Regions from separate parts of the Mus musculus genome. Here region 2 is linked to region 1. Evidence: chromatin loops called from intact Hi-C (ENCODE). Cell type or tissue: left cerebral cortex. All regions are shown on one strand. Links, peaks and the distances in the headings refer to the core of each region. The heading gives the core; the rest is flanking DNA.

The links. A loop is a pair of places that touch in the nucleus more often than their neighbours do. Peaks named below come from ENCODE experiments on the same cell type or tissue, not always from the same donor. Only the 100,000 strongest peaks of a DNase experiment are listed, where the experiment ranks them.
Region 2: it touches region 1 in a loop (6-fold over the local background); 6 of 42 quality-filtered maps call a loop at or near these places.

The regions. Positions count from the first base shown.
Region 1 is chr3:34,437,974-34,445,427 of GRCm38, forward strand. Gm20515 (a long non-coding RNA gene) reads right to left here and starts at 867. Exons shown (of 3, transcript XR_003954604.1): 1 at 1-867. In left cerebral cortex, for the core only: no CTCF peak of the experiment used is centred there; DNase peaks (open chromatin) are centred at 2,751, 3,519, 4,026, 4,257 and 2 more places; H3K27ac peaks cover 3,373 bases.
Region 2 is chr3:34,634,986-34,642,439 of GRCm38, forward strand. Sox2ot (SOX2 overlapping transcript (non-protein coding)) reads left to right here. Exons shown (of 5, transcript NR_015580.2): 3 at 3,373-3,654. It overlaps Mir1897 (microRNA 1897), which reads left to right and starts at 3,479; the gene lies at 3,479-3,557. In left cerebral cortex, for the core only: CTCF peaks have their summits at 2,176, 4,411 (motif pointing left) and 5,937 (motif pointing left); DNase peaks (open chromatin) are centred at 3,526, 4,389, 4,693 and 5,934; H3K4me3 peaks cover 3,090 bases; H3K27ac peaks cover 4,348 bases.

The sequences.
Region 1 (7,454 bases), core at 977-5,976:
AACGAATATCTGTTGTGCATGTTTAAGTTCAGGGAAGCCTTTCTAAGTATTAATTCATTGAGACACAAGCAATATCAGCAAAAATTAATATATTGATTTCATTAGTGCAGAAGTTGAGCCACATAGAAACAAAGTCATTGGCTCAACACTGGCCAGTGGGATGTGATGAAGAGGGGAGTTTGGCAAGTGCACCAAGGTGCACAGAAGACAGGCCTGAGCTAAAAGAAGCTAACAAGTCTACATGTTGTTGAATTCTCACTGAAGACTAGCAAGGGCCTGACTTCTCACATAATATGACACAATTGCATCTTGTATTGTACCATGATTTTCTTATCCCTTCATCTGGGAGTAAATCTTCCTGATCTTGGCTTTTAAGAAGAGCATCGCTTTGAACATGAACACGTGGCTGTCTTCTCAACATACCAAGCTTAGTTCTAGAAGCCAGGCACAGAAAGGCAGATATCGCATGACCTAATTTATGAGTTGTATCTAAGAAAGATGAGATCACAGAAGTAGAGAATCATGTACTGGTTCAGAGGCTAGAGGACAGGGGCAGATGCAGAAAAAAATACAGTGAGCCAAGCCCACAACTTGAGTGACACAGAGGGATAAAGGTGGTCATCTTCCTCAAAATATGTTGTGTACATGTGAGGAAATATCATAATATTAATATCAGTAACATATACTGATGAAAATCTAAAGAATTATTCCTACTCAGAACATTCCTGCTAGATTAGATAAAAATAAAACCTAGTTTAGTGAGAAAGCACTTAAATCTACTTATAAAATTTGACCTAGTATACAAATTATTGTATGTCTATGATAATCCTGAAGAATAGTGATTAAAATAAAACAAAATTTCAAAACAAGAAAGAAGGAGGAGGAGAAAGAGGACTGAAGGAAAAGGAAGAGGGAGAGGAGAGGAGAGGAAGAGGAGAGGAGAGGAGAGGAGAGGAGAGGAGAGGAGAGGAGAGGAGAGAAAGAGAAAAAGAAAAAGAAAGCGAAAGAAGAGAAAGAAAGAGAAGGAGGAGAAGGAGAAAGAAGAGGAGAGGAGAGGAGAGGAGAGGAGAGGAGAGGAGAGGAGAGGAGAGGAGAGGAGAGGAGAGAAGAGAAGAGAAGAGAAGAGAAGAGAAGAGAAGAGAAGAGAAGAGAAGAGAAGAGAAGAGAAGAGAAGAGAAGAGAAGAGAAGAGAAGAGAAGAAGAGAAAAGAGAGAAGAGAAGGTGTTCCATAGTCCCAGGCAAGAAGCAGATTTCCAGAGCTGGGCACAGTCCTGACTCCATACTTTAATATAGGCTGATTCAGGCTAGCTTTGTAATTCTTCAAGGTTCTGTTCTCTTCATCCATAGCATGGAGGCTGCTATACTATGGTATTTAGGGTACAGAGTTATGAAGAGGACTACGCAACACTTATAAAGCTTGACCAACTGCCTGCCACATGGCCAGGACTAAATAAGTAAAAGTAGAAACAGCAAAGAAGTGTTGGTTTTAAGGGCACTTATTACAGGGCAGAGAGTCATTGTCCGTGAATCCAGAGTGACCTGAACACTAGGAAGAGGGTACTACCTCTGGTGGCCATCTCGCTTCTCCATCTTGGTCAGCCTCAATATTATCTACCATGAATTCCCCCTCCCCTTTCTCAAACTAGATGTCCAAAGAGATCTACAACTAAAACAACCCTAAGTCAATACAGCCTCTTGTTTCTTGTGAGGTTGTTGAACAACACGTGTCTTCAGAATAATCTGACAGGCAGATGGAGCCCTGAGGGGTTAGGTATGAAAGCTCCCTCACACCCCTCTGGGAAGAACATCTAGTGTTTGGGAGAAATTTCTGCTGTTTTTTTTTTTTTTTTTTGTATCCTCTGACTTCAGTGTTGGTAGTCTCTCTCGCTTCTCCTCTGTCACTACAATTTTATTTCAGAGCTTAACTCACTTGAGATAAGGAACATCTGACTTCTAAGGACACATATAGGGTCCATAGAGGCTTGGGCGCTGCCCTCCAGACAGCCTCAGTTCACGGTCCTTATACCCCCTCTTAGCATGGATCACTAGGATCATTTGATTACATCCTCTTTCCGTGTTATGTATCTACTGAGAACATTCCCTCAGTGCTCCCTAAGAATGCCCTTCTCTCCAGCCTCTTGACACACTACTGTCTTACCTTCTTTTGAAAACCACTTGGAATTTCACAGCTGATGCAGTTGAAGAAACAAGTAGAAGGATTTTTTCTGCTTCCCCCTCATAAAGAACAGTTTCAGGGTGGTTTTGGTTTGTTAGAAGAAGGATAAAGAGGAGGAGGAAGAGGAGGAAGAGGAAGAAGAGGAGGATGAGGTGGAAGAAGAAGAAGGAGAAGGAGAAGAAGAAAGAAGAAGAAGGAGAAGAAGAAGAAGAAGAAGAAGAAGAAGAAGAAGAAGAAGAAGAAGAAGAAGAAGAAGAAGAAGAAGAAGAAGAAGAAGAAGAAGAAGAAGAAGAAGAAGAAAAGAGGGGGAGGAGGAGGAAGAAGGAGGAAGGAGAAGAGGAAGAAGGAGAAGAAGAAGAGACAATGCTACTATATAGGTGTCCCAATAACAGATTTCCTTCCTGTGTTTCCAGCTAAACCAGCCAGTCAAAAAGATACAGTGCTGCTAAAAGTGCTGGAGAAGCTGGGGAACAGAGCTGATCTGCAGCCAATCGACCACAGGGAGTACAATCGGTGTGCTTTTCTCCCATAGAGCACAGTTTCAGCAGGAAATTATACAGGGCCTGCTTGTCGCTGCCTTGGAGCCGGCCAGGTGATGCAGGAGCACCCGTGTTGTACGACAGCAGATCTGGTGCGCCCTTTGTACCACCCAGTCCTATCGTGCCTTCGGCCCTTTGTGTGTTTTTAATGGGGATAAGTGTGAGGCGCATGGAGTGCAATCACATTGTGGTCTTAAAAGGATCTCTGATGATAGAAAATATGTCAATTTATTATTTCCCTCAGGACAGAGAAAAAAGTACAAAGGTTCAATGGACGAGGAAGATAATGCTCGTTCTCTGTATAACATTTTTCCAACAAAGGATTTTAAGGTGATTTTCCCTTTTTTTTTTTTTTTTTTTACAAAAAAAAATACTTTAGTCCTATTTTGTAGGTGGGGATACAAGAAGATTTGTAGGAACTGAAACATCCTGGCGGTGGCCCCTGCATAGAGCAGCATAAGCCTCTATGGTCCTTTCCTGGCTTTTTCTCTCCCTCTACTGGAATTTGGTTCTTCACAGCAGAGTCATGTAGTAAAAGCAAGCACTACCCTATTGTTTGAGATATTCCATGTACCAGAACCACAGTTCCATCAAATCTTCAAGCTAAAGGCTACATCTGTGATCAGAGCCATCTCCTGTCCCCACAGTTCCAGTTTTCTTGACTAGCAATTAGCCCAGTAGAGGCCGGCTGCTCCTGCATGGGGAAGATGCTGGAGAGTTGAGCCAGGAGGTGGTCACTTGTTATTTGTCACGAGGGTCATTGATAATGAATCAACAAAGCATTGACAATGGTTTTCTTGTAAACTGAACAAACCTTATAAATGGTGTGTGGTCTCCCCTCCCCCATGAATTAGCTCCTTTGTCCTGAAATGTGTGGTTAGCCCAGATACTCATTCTGCTTGGCTGGAAGAGGGGCAGAGTCTGGGGAGGCGCCCGGAATGCACAAGTCCACATTTCGCATTTTGGTTTTCTGTATGGGGAGGTGGCAGGGGGGCGGGGGGGGGTATATCTCATGCGTACCGTGGGAAGTTGGAAGGAAAAAAACATAAGCAAAAATCAGAAAACTTTCTGGACTCCTTTTCTGGACTTTTTAGGGCTTGGTTGCGACTGGTAAACAGGAAAGAAATTAAGAATGTAGGAACAGTTTCCTAAATGCTTTGTACAGCTGCTTGACAACTGTCTGTTTTCTTAAAACCCTAAATAAGAGAGCTGAGTATTTAGGAGGGTCCTACCTGCTTTGTGGACCGCCACTCTCTGCTGTTATGTAACAGTGGGCACTGGCTGGGCAGCTGAATGAAAGGGACAGTGTCTTAAAGCAAATGGGCAAACAGTCACTGCTAGCCTCTTCTTTGGCTCCTGGGGCGGTGGTGGGGTGGGGGTGGGGAGGAGGTTTCAAAATGAAGTTCTCTGTTGCCTGGAGCCTATACAACTAACCTTATCATCAAGATGCTGAGACCAAATGCCCAGAGCTAAACAGAACGGATCCTCAGAGAAGCCTTGTATGCTCCGCAAGTGCTGTTTGTCTCCATGAAAGCCAAATAGCGATGGCACCATTTCTGACACGTTGTCACCAGGTAGATGGTGTATTGGAATGTGAGTCAGATCAGAGAGATGGGTGCTGCTCGAGGACAGCAAGTAACATCCCAAGCTTGACTCTGGGTGTGCGGGTTTATTGGCAGAAATACACTGCGCTTTAACGTGTACTTTCCTTATAATTTTATTTAATGGCAATTTTTAAATCAAAGTGTTAGAATGTGTCTTTCTCCTTTAAAAAAATAATTGCTAAAATCATTGATGGCACATTAAAACAAGTCAGTGGTTAAGGTCACATAAACCCATGTAATATGTATATTCAACCCAGAATTATTTAGGGTCATCGTAGCCATGGAGTTTTCAAATAAATTATTTGAATATAAAAGTAGATTATGTCTTTCCCCTGTGGCTGGCCAAATGTCTTTTCAACAAAGGGTAAAGTAAGAAGGCTATTTTTTTGTGTAAAAGAGTGATCTTTTTAATCATGCTTGACTGCCTCTCAGGACAGTCTCCGTTTATAATGAGATATTTTGAACTCATCTGAACCAGAAAGTTTAATAAATTTATAGTACATTTTGTATTAAAATATGACCATTTATTTCAGGAGACAAGAGCTAGCGAGAACAGAGAACAAATTAGTGATTGTTAAATCTCTAGGCCGTCCTCTGGAGCTAACTAACGTCCACATTGGCCCGTATCTACAAGAGTATAAATAAGTGTTTATTTAGTTTATTCTTCCGCACTTCTTGGCAGCTCTTCCAATCTCAACTGACCGTCTATTTGAAAAGGACACTCGCTATTTGGAGCCTAGGTCAGCCCTTAGCTGGAGCGGCTGTGAAGATCCAGTAACAGAGGTTCTCATGGCCTTTTTTTCCAGACTTTCTGAGGTTGCCAGGTAGGGAGAGAGCAAAGGTGTTTCCCGTGTGGTTGTGGGTCGCCTTTGAAGTAGATTCATCCCATATGCAAATGTGTAAACATTAGCTTTCTCTTACTAATGTAGTAAAAGGAGCGGTCCTGAGACTAGAGAAGCTCCCTCACCGGTAAGGAAATGTTTCTGAGAACTGGAAGAACATTTTGACATGGTTATTAACATATGAAAACATGCTCATGGTACTCTCTAGTGTTTTAACACTCGAGACATTCAATTAGTTTTCTATTATACCGGATCTTTTCTTAACTCCTAGTTAATTTTTTTTTTTACAAGTAGAAAAAAAAATTCACAAGATACATCTTAACCTGGTATCAGAACTGAGTACCATGGTGAGTCATCTCCGATCCTATTTCTCTAATGACACATCACTTAGGTACGTGTGGATTTCCTTTGAGCCCCTAATTTTCTTTTTAATTATTCTACAGTGAAAGCTCTCCCCCCCCCCAATTAATTTGACTTTCTCAGATTTTTACAGTAAAGCGTGTGTCATATCTCTCTTGAAATTGACCATTCTTTTCAGAAGGGGGAAAAAAAGTTTCTTTTTTTTTTCTCTTTGGCCTGGGGTGCTGCACTGAAAAAAGTCACTCAGCTAAAATGAGTTACTTCATTTCCAAGTAAAAACAACGGTGTTTTCATGCCTGCGCTTATTATTATTCTGAGAATGTACTAATTTGTTACATCCAAGATGACGGTTCGTTGGGTCTGTGAAAGGGGCAGTGTGCCAGCTATCAAAGAGAAGTAACAAGGACTCCTTTCATGGGACAGAGAGCAGGGACAGCTCTTGTGGGTATCAGGAGGCATGCTGCCAGCACAGTCATCCCGATGTCAGGGGCTCCCAGTGTCCGGGTCTGAATCAAGCAAAACGATAATTTTCCTGAACGTCAGGGTGGGCAGCCCGAGGAGCAACTGGTCGCGGCTTTATCCCCCACAGGCCCCAGCTGACGTGCCTCAAGGGTTTTAATGTTTGTAGCACGTTATTACTTCAACATTAAGCTTAGATAATTGTCTACTTGCTCTGAGCTGGTTAATAGCAAAATACAAGTGAAGAGGGGGCATTTTTATAAAGTAAAACTGCAAAATAGAATTATATATCTATGTACTGTGGAGTTTCTGTTGTTCTCCCTCCTGACATTTGAATGATAATGAAGTTTGATTCTATACTACCTTTATTCAGCTCTGAACCAGGGTGGTCTCGTCATTTTGTTTTACGCGCATAACACTGCCTAAGGTCACGAGTTGTAAATCGTCACATAAAAAGACTGAAAATATATTCAGCACTTTGTAGTTTCCGAGCGCGCATTTAAGAGCTTCAGTGAAGAGTCGGACCTACATGGCAGATTTTTCTGGCCCTGAGCAGTCAGCTTGCTGATACAGACAGCGGGCGACAACACGCTTTGATATGCCCTCTGTGCAGGCGCATCCTGACCCGTTTTCTGTTATTGTAATGTTTTTCTTTGCTTTATGGAGAAACGCTCCCTACTAATTTTTTTTAAGAAATCTATTTAAAAATAATTTCCATCTGCCTCATATGATTTAATAAATGGAAAACACATTTGGATTAATGAACAGAATTCTGTGTGGGGGCATAAAAACTTCTCTCTGAGAACACTTGCTTTTTGCTTAGTATGCATTTGTCAAATTTTCTTTTTAACGTACAGTTTTAATCTTTGGCCCTTTTAAATAAAGGAGTGTATACTTTAAACAATATTTAACTAGCAACTGTTTAAATATAATGGCCATGTTACTTTATCTGTCCCTTAGAATGGGTTGTACTTGACGACCTCTGTGGCTCGGGAGTCCTCCAGTGTAAGTGTTCCCGCTCCCAGAGAAGCAAACAGAGTCTGCCTTTTGTGGTGCTCATGAGTTGCAGATTTGATTTTCTTGACAGCTTACCTCAGGAGTGATAGCTGTGTGTGTTTGCTGTTTCATTCACAATGAAAGGAAACTGGCTAAATTCACAAGGAAGACACCTCAAAGTTGGGACTGTTTAAAATAAAAACGCAAATACACACCACCATGAGAGATTTTAAACAAGCTAGGTTACCAAATCGGTAGCTAATTTTTTGCCTTTCTAAAATGTTGGATATTTAACCCTCCGAATAATTAAATATTTGTAATAAAGCAGTTAATTCAAGCAGTTTATTGCTGTAATTTGCAAAAGTGCATTGAGCTGCTTTCTTTTCAGCTCATTGACGGGGGACAAACATTTCTTTAATAAGACTACAGCACATTCTAATTTTGCTGCAAACGCTTAGATAAGGATCAGGCCCTCTCT
Region 2 (7,454 bases), core at 1,692-6,691, 200 kb after region 1:
ATGTCCTTCCTGCGCAGGAGATACAGAGATTCCTGGAACCCGAGGGAAGCTGATGGCTTCACAGGCCAGCTGTCTATAAGCTGGCTGCCATCTGTGCTGCCTCCTAGATCACAAGGTTCTCCACCTTTCTCTCCTCCTTCCCTCCCTCTTTCCTTCCTCATACTGAACGGAACGATTCCTGCAGAGGGCTAGCCACTCCCATTCTGAAGAAACCTCACCCATTCTCCCAATGGAAGACCTGTGCCACTTAGCCTAGGTCCCAGAGAGCCCATCTAAACACCCGGAGAGCAGCTACTGCTTCCCAAGCCTCTAGCAACCTTTTCGTGGCTCTTTGCTCCAAGCGTGGGGACAGTGGTTGGGGCGGAAGACTAGTCAGCTTTGTCCCTCTCCTTCCTCCCTCCTCTCCTCAAACCCTTCCTTCTTCCTTTCTACCATTCCCTCCTTCCTCTTCCTGTTCCTCCTTCCTGTTCCACCCTTCTTGCTCCCCCCCTCCCTTCTTTCCTCCCTCCCTCTCACTCTCCCTTCCTTCCTCCCTCCCGTCTTCCTTCCTTCCTTCCTTCCTTTCCTCCCTCCCTCCCCCCTCCTCCTCTCCCTTCCTTCCTTCCTCCCTCCCCCTTCCTTCCTTCCTTCCTTCCTTCTTTCCTTCCTTTCCTTCCTCCCCCCTCCCTCCCTCTCTCCCTTCCTTCCTCCCTCCCCTCTTCCTTCCTTCCTTCCTTCATTCCTTCCTTCTTTCCTTCATAAGTAGTTCCCCACTGACTGCAGATTTCTTATCTGCAATGGCTTTGAGCCATCACTTGCTGGAACATTTTCTCCCTTCCTTAATTAGCTCAGTGTTGGACTTTTTTCTTATTGCGTGCAAAGCCCTTGCATTAACCCTTTTTAGATTTTTGGTGACTTACATTCTTCTCTCTCTCTCTCTCTCTCTCTCTCTCTCTCTCTCTCTCTCTCACACACACACACACACACACACACACACACACACACGAACACAAACAAGCATGTGCCACACCTTCTTGATTGCTTCCAGGAGACAAGGGACAACTAATTTCAAACTTCTTAGGGCTGGGATGGTACAGATCTAATCTCAGCTTCCTCAGTGGAGAGGGGTCATCAGCTTGAGTCTTCTTTCAGTCCATGTAAAAAATGGGGAAACTTTGACCACATCCTTGTAAATCTAAATAGTGGAAACATAGGGAGAGAGGTACAATGGTCACTCTGGTCTTTCCAGAATCAGTTGCTATGACAACGTGGGCATTCAAGTCACACTTGCCTTCCTCATCCCCACAGTTCTTGGAAGTGTTCCTACTGATTGTATGGTGCCACACACACTCCCACAGTGCCCCAAATAGAAAATACCCACACATTCCATAGGCAATCATAAAGATCCCTCCCTCCCTGCACACACACTCATACGGGCTCAAGGTCTTTTCTTGTTGGCAGCAATGGGGATTAAGCCTATGACCTCATGCATGCTAGGATTGAGCTTTACAGCACCAAATGGGGCTCACTTTTTTCAACCAGTCTTAAGAAATGCTTAACTTCACCTTTAATCCCAGCACTGGGGAGGCAGAGACAGGAGGATCTCTGAGTTCAAGGTCAGCCTGGTCAACAGAGTTTGCTCCAGGACAACCAGGGCCACTGGGAAACCTTTTACTTTGTACCAAAAATACAGAGAGAGAGAGAGAGAGAGAGAGAGAGAGAGAGAGAGAGAGAGAGAGAGAGAGAGAGAAATGCTTAACTTTTTAAAGTTGTGCCACAATTTTTATTCTTTTCAGACTTCTATTAGGTTGCTTATCTCAACAATTTATACGATAAATAATTTAAGCCAGGCATGATGGTGCACCCTTTAATCTCGGCAGTCTGGAGGCAGAGGCAACGAGGCCAGCCTGGTGTAGTGAGTCCCAGGCCAACTGGGGCTGCCTTGTGAGACCCTGTCTCAAATAATTTAGAAATTAAATTATTAAGAAATAAGCCCTAAAATGATTTTGCTGCCAAGGTTTTGTTACACCACTGACGGCATAAGTCAGGAGAGTATAGTCTGTGGCTCTGGGCTCTTGCAGGCCTAAAGAGCAGCCTGTTCTCCATGTAGCCAGAAAGGTCCGCCCCAAACTCACCACTTCCCTGCAGTGTCTCCTGTCCCATTGTGGGGGCGCTGCTCAAGGTTCATTCGGACCCTCTTTGAGTTTTCATGTTTGGGTTTCCTAAGTGAGAGGAAGCAACTGAAAGAAAGGGAGCAGATGGCTGGAAGAGCCACCCTGAGAGTGGGGCACTGCGGCTGGAGGTGGGCCATCAGTCCGATCCCAGGACCCTTCAAAGTCACAAGTAGCTAGGAATGAATCAAAGAGAGCTAAGAGTAGGATTCACTGGGTGTTAGAGACCTTTAACTGCTTCCTCTCAGCCTAGGCTCCCAGCCTAGGATTTTTAGATTAGCAGAGAGGAAGGCCAGCTTGGAGTGGGGGGGTGGGGGGGGGGAAGTGGAGGGGAGCCATGCCTCCCCTCCTGTGCACATGGAAGAGGCACATCTCAAGATGGAAGAAGCCCTTGTTGAGATACGTGTGGCTGATTCATCTGGTAGCATGGTCCGCCAGCCTGGGAAGAGGAAAGCCACATTTCCTTAAGTTACTGGAACTGGGATTGCCTGTCTCTTCTCCCCCCAACCGTCCTTTCCCCCAGAGGCAGTTGAAACTGCGTTGCCTTCAAGACTGTAGTGAGCCTGAAGATTTGGGGTTTCATAAGGTTACTGCACTACTGATACAATTGCATGCAGATTTTTAAAGCCTTCCAGAGACAGATGTTTGGGCTGATTAAGAATTGAGGAGGAAGCTTGCAGCTGCACCAAGGAATAATGTATTGGACAAATATTTTAATAAAAAATATGAAGAGATCAGCCCGACCTTCCAAGGTCTTCTGCTTAAAAAAAAAAAAATCTTTATCAACCCCCTATTCTATGGGCTTCAATAAACAGAACCCATTACCTCACGGAATCTTTTGTTGGCCCCATACAAGAGAGAACAAAATGGTTATTCAGGGGAACGCTTTGGATTTTATTGTGAGTAGCCTGCACAAAGAACCGTGTTATTGTATTTAAAAGAACCATCTGTAGCAGAAACAATGGCATCAAATTATCTTTGAATACCCACTGAAAAACATAAAGCTTGTTTTTTTTTTTTTATTCTTCTGTACGGTGGGGGATAGAGCAGTGTTAGGATAACTGACTTTTTTGTTGTTCTCTGGGTGCATTCTTCCCGCTCCCCCTCTCTCTCCCCCTCACCCTCTCTCTCTCCTCTCTCTCTCTCCCTCTCCCTCTCTCTCTCTCTTTTAAAAAATCAGCCATTTGGGGTTTTAAGCCATAAACGATTTTTCTTGTTGCAGGGGATTGCAGAGGCAAAGCTAGACTAGGTCTTGGAGGCTGGTGTAAGGTGGTGCGCGGAAGGCAGGACGCTGATGGGAGAGACTGGTCGAAGAAAAGCCTAAATGGATTCTCCGTGCTTTGGATGGAGAAAGAGGGGGGAAGTGCGAGCTCCTTCAACTCGTTCTGTCCGGTGAGGAGTGATCCAGCTTGGGCTGACGAGAGGCTCCGGAGCCTTCACGTTCAGTGCTTTTTACCTGCCAATCAAACTGCTACAAGACAACACCCTGATCTGGCATGGTCGCGTAAGTAGCTTGCAACCCAACTTTGACATTCAAGGCTAGCTACCTCTCCCCACCCCCCAACACACTCACTCACTTTCTTCTCCTCTCATTCTGCCTCTTTGTGTGTGTGTGTGTGTGTGTGTGTGTGTGTGTGTGTGTCTGTGTGACCTTTAAGAGAGCTGGATACCCACCCTGTGTAGCAGTTATTTAACACAGGCCGATTTAAGTCAGAAGGTGTTAAGTTTGGGAATTAAATGCTAATTAAGATCTCTTTAACAAATGCAGAATTGAAGTGACATTTTATTCTCTTTGGGGCAGATAGTTTTGAGGTCTGAACGTAATCAAGGTGCTGTATGTATGTATGAAAGGGGTGTGTGTGTTTCTTTTTAAGCAAAAACTAAACGTCTGTGAGTCCCTATAGGTAAATCCAATAATGAAAATTTTCGGGTTTCCATCTTAAAACTGTTAAATTCTAGTATTGCTCTCCTACTAAGATCCTTGTGCAGACCGCAGTGACTTAGATGCTGAAGGGCTCACTTCGATCCCTGTTGGGACTGGGGGAGTGGGGGTGTGCTGTAATTGGGGTGAAAGAGAGCTTGAATTTAAAAAAGTGAGACAGGGGACATGACTAACCCTCATTCTTTATGCAACTGGAATAGAGGGAGATAGAAACGCAAGGGGGCAGGATCATCAAGAAATATTACCTGAGAGGGAATACAGAGGCTGACGAGGCTGGGATCTGGGAGGGCTGAGAAAAGCTGGCTAGGGCGCTGGGCTACTCTCTGGCGCCCTCTAATGACAAATCGGACGACATTACCTTCGCCATCCCACGCTCAGCAAAGGTTTTTTTTTTTTTTTTGTAGCTGCTGAAGCTGTGGTTTTTGTTGCGCTTGTTTGGTTGGTTGGTTGGTTGATTTGGTTTGTTTTTGCTTTGCTTTGCTTTGCTCTGCACTTAGTAGAAAAGATAGGTATTTTTCCGTCCAGAAACTTAGTACAGGTGATTTTTGGCGCGCGTATTGCCTCCAAGCTGAGGATGGCTGGCTGTTTGATTCGTGGAGCGAGGCCCTGTGGGGATGAGCAGTGTGGGGGGAGGGGGGCTTCTCAGCCTGAGAAGTGTGGTTGGGAAGGCCAGTCTGAGGATCCTGACACCCGCCCATCATCGCAATTCAAGGAGGCTCCTGAGGACCTCTGTCACCTAGGCGTGCAGTGGCCAGGGGCCTCCCTTTCCTTCTTTCTCCTCCTCTTCGTCGTCGTCGTCCTCCTCCTCCTTCTTTTCCCTCTTTTTTTTATTTAAAATTTTGGTAGATAAAGGTTAATCTTGGGCTGAATGATAAAGCTATGATTGACAAGAGAAAAGGTGTTGAGGGCAGGTCGCGCGGTCTTATTTACAGCCCACTGCTTGCTGTAGAGCCTTTGTTAGAACTGCAAAACTAATCTAGTGCTGATCAAAGCACCACGGAGTTAAAGGACGGTAATGACTGCTAATTTCATTCCAGCCTCAGGCAACCCCCGCCGCTGTAATTAAAGACACGCTATTTAAATACAGGTGAAGGGTAGTTGGTTGGTTTTCTTTTTTTTTTAAGTTGGGGTGGGTGTGGGTGGGGTTACAATTTTATTTAGACTTCTTGTACTAACGATGGTTATGTGGCCCAACACCCAGTTTTTCCTATTAGAATTCCTTTTTGTCATTTATACCTGTCTTTGAGGCGCCAACAGAGTAAAATGTGTCCATCACATAACTGCCGCGTTTAAAGAAAGTATGGAAGGAAACAGACCAGTAACTGTTTAGTGAGGGATTTAAATATTTGAGTCTCTTTTTTCCACTTCGAATTAACAGAAGGGCCTTCAACACAGCTAAAATAAAAGTATTAGAAACTTGTGGCAGGGTCAACAGGCCAGCCAGAAGAATAAGCGTCAGCTTTTAAAGTACTTCTAAAGGAACGTATGAACGTATGAAAAATATATTTTTAATTAAATAATTTCCACACACAGTGTAGCTGCGTATTGGCTCAGAAACCTTATAATTTTACAACCCATAGGAGTTTCTTTACAAGAACATCAAAGCTCTACATTTTCATAGTTGGTTAAAACTGATACCCTCTCTTCATACACACACACACACACACACACACACACACACACACCACCCAAAAAGAATTTAGCCTTTAATCTCTTTTTATCCGCAAAGACGAAAGCTCTACGCTCGACCTCGCCAGCGGCTGTCGCGGTCGGGCCGGGAGCAGCTCAGAAGAGAAGCGACTCCGCGGTCTCACGCCAGCGCCCCCTATTGGACGCAGTGGGAGATACACAGCGCCCTCCCGAACCCGCTTCAGCCCTTGCCCTGGGGTTAAAGAAAACTCTTTATTGCCCCCAGAAAAGGAAGTGGGGGTGCGGAAACAAGTTTTTATGCCCCGAAAAGATAACTATACTTCAACAAAAGCCAAAGAGATTACATTCTTTTCCATTTCATTTATTTAAAAAACGGCATTCCTCCTTACACCCCAGTTTCCCCCACCCGCATCCTGGCTTGGTTTGAGGTCTTCTTTTAAAGGCTAAGCGATGGTACTACAGGGAAATAGAAAAAAAAAAATGCTTCTTCCGCTTGTCCGCTTTTCATAAAATAACACTAAAGCGAAGAGAGTGCTTCGCTTAAGCGCCAGCTGCGGTTCAGATACAAGGTTTCCAAATATAAAGTGCTTGGGTGTCTAGTGGATGAAGTAACTCGTTTATATTTGATTATTAATTCCAGAATGTAATTAAAAGTCCTGTCTCTCCTTCAAGTATTTACCTCCCCTCCTCTTCCCTCGCCTCAAACCACTCTTGATCAAACTTTTCCTTCCTGGCAATCGGTTAAATACAGCTATTGTCTACCAAACAGGTGTCTTTTTCTACTTTGATATCAATGTAGAATTTCAGGGAAGATTGGTCTGTGATACATTTTATTGGTTAGGACTCCAAGTTGTCCTGGAAACAGTTTTGATTTGTTTTATTTAATACTTCCAAACCTGTCTGTGTAAGAAAGAGTTGTAACTTCTGTCAGCGAGGGAGGGAAAGTAGCCGCCTTGTGACTGATTCAGAAAGGCCGGCTACAAAAAGAACACAGCCTCTGACTTCCCAACAAAGCGGGAAATGTTGGTTTGTTTAGTTTAAAATTTAAAAAAAATCAACAAATGAACAAAATGGCCATTTCCTACTTCGGGGACATGTTTGCCGTTTTAACTTTTATCAGCAAGGTTAGGGCTTGCCATCAGAAACTAGCTTAACATATCCTAACAGGATAGCATTCTGCACATTTAATGCCATATCCCTGCAAATCTGCTGTTGAGGGTGTGTTTATTCCTGCTCCAGATTAGCGGATCCAAGATGGTTTTTAAAGGAGCTGCTCCGCGCGATGACGTGCCCTCTCATCTGATTCCGGGATCGGATCTCGGACGAGAGGGGATTTTTGAGAAATCTACCCGACAGTCGGTCGAAATGATGGACATTCAGGAGCCGTTGCCTCGGCACCTCCACCCTTTTTCCACGAAGAGGCTAGGCCTGGTTAGGGAAATCCCAACCTGAGACTAGCCTCGCGACCCCCCACGCGCACCGAGGAGCCTGGGGGACGCTTCTTGGGCGTCCTGGGTCCCAGCGCTGCGGTCATCTGTCTCGCGAAGCAGAAGAGTAGAGAAACCAAGAACAGGTCCTGCCTCGGAAGCGGACTGCAAAAGGGTTAGACAACCGCCATTGCGGAGTGTGGAAGAATTGTCGGCGAAGGAGTCTTCTCTCCAGCATACGGACAGAAAACCTAGGCAAAGGTCAGAGGGGACAGGCGTGCAGCC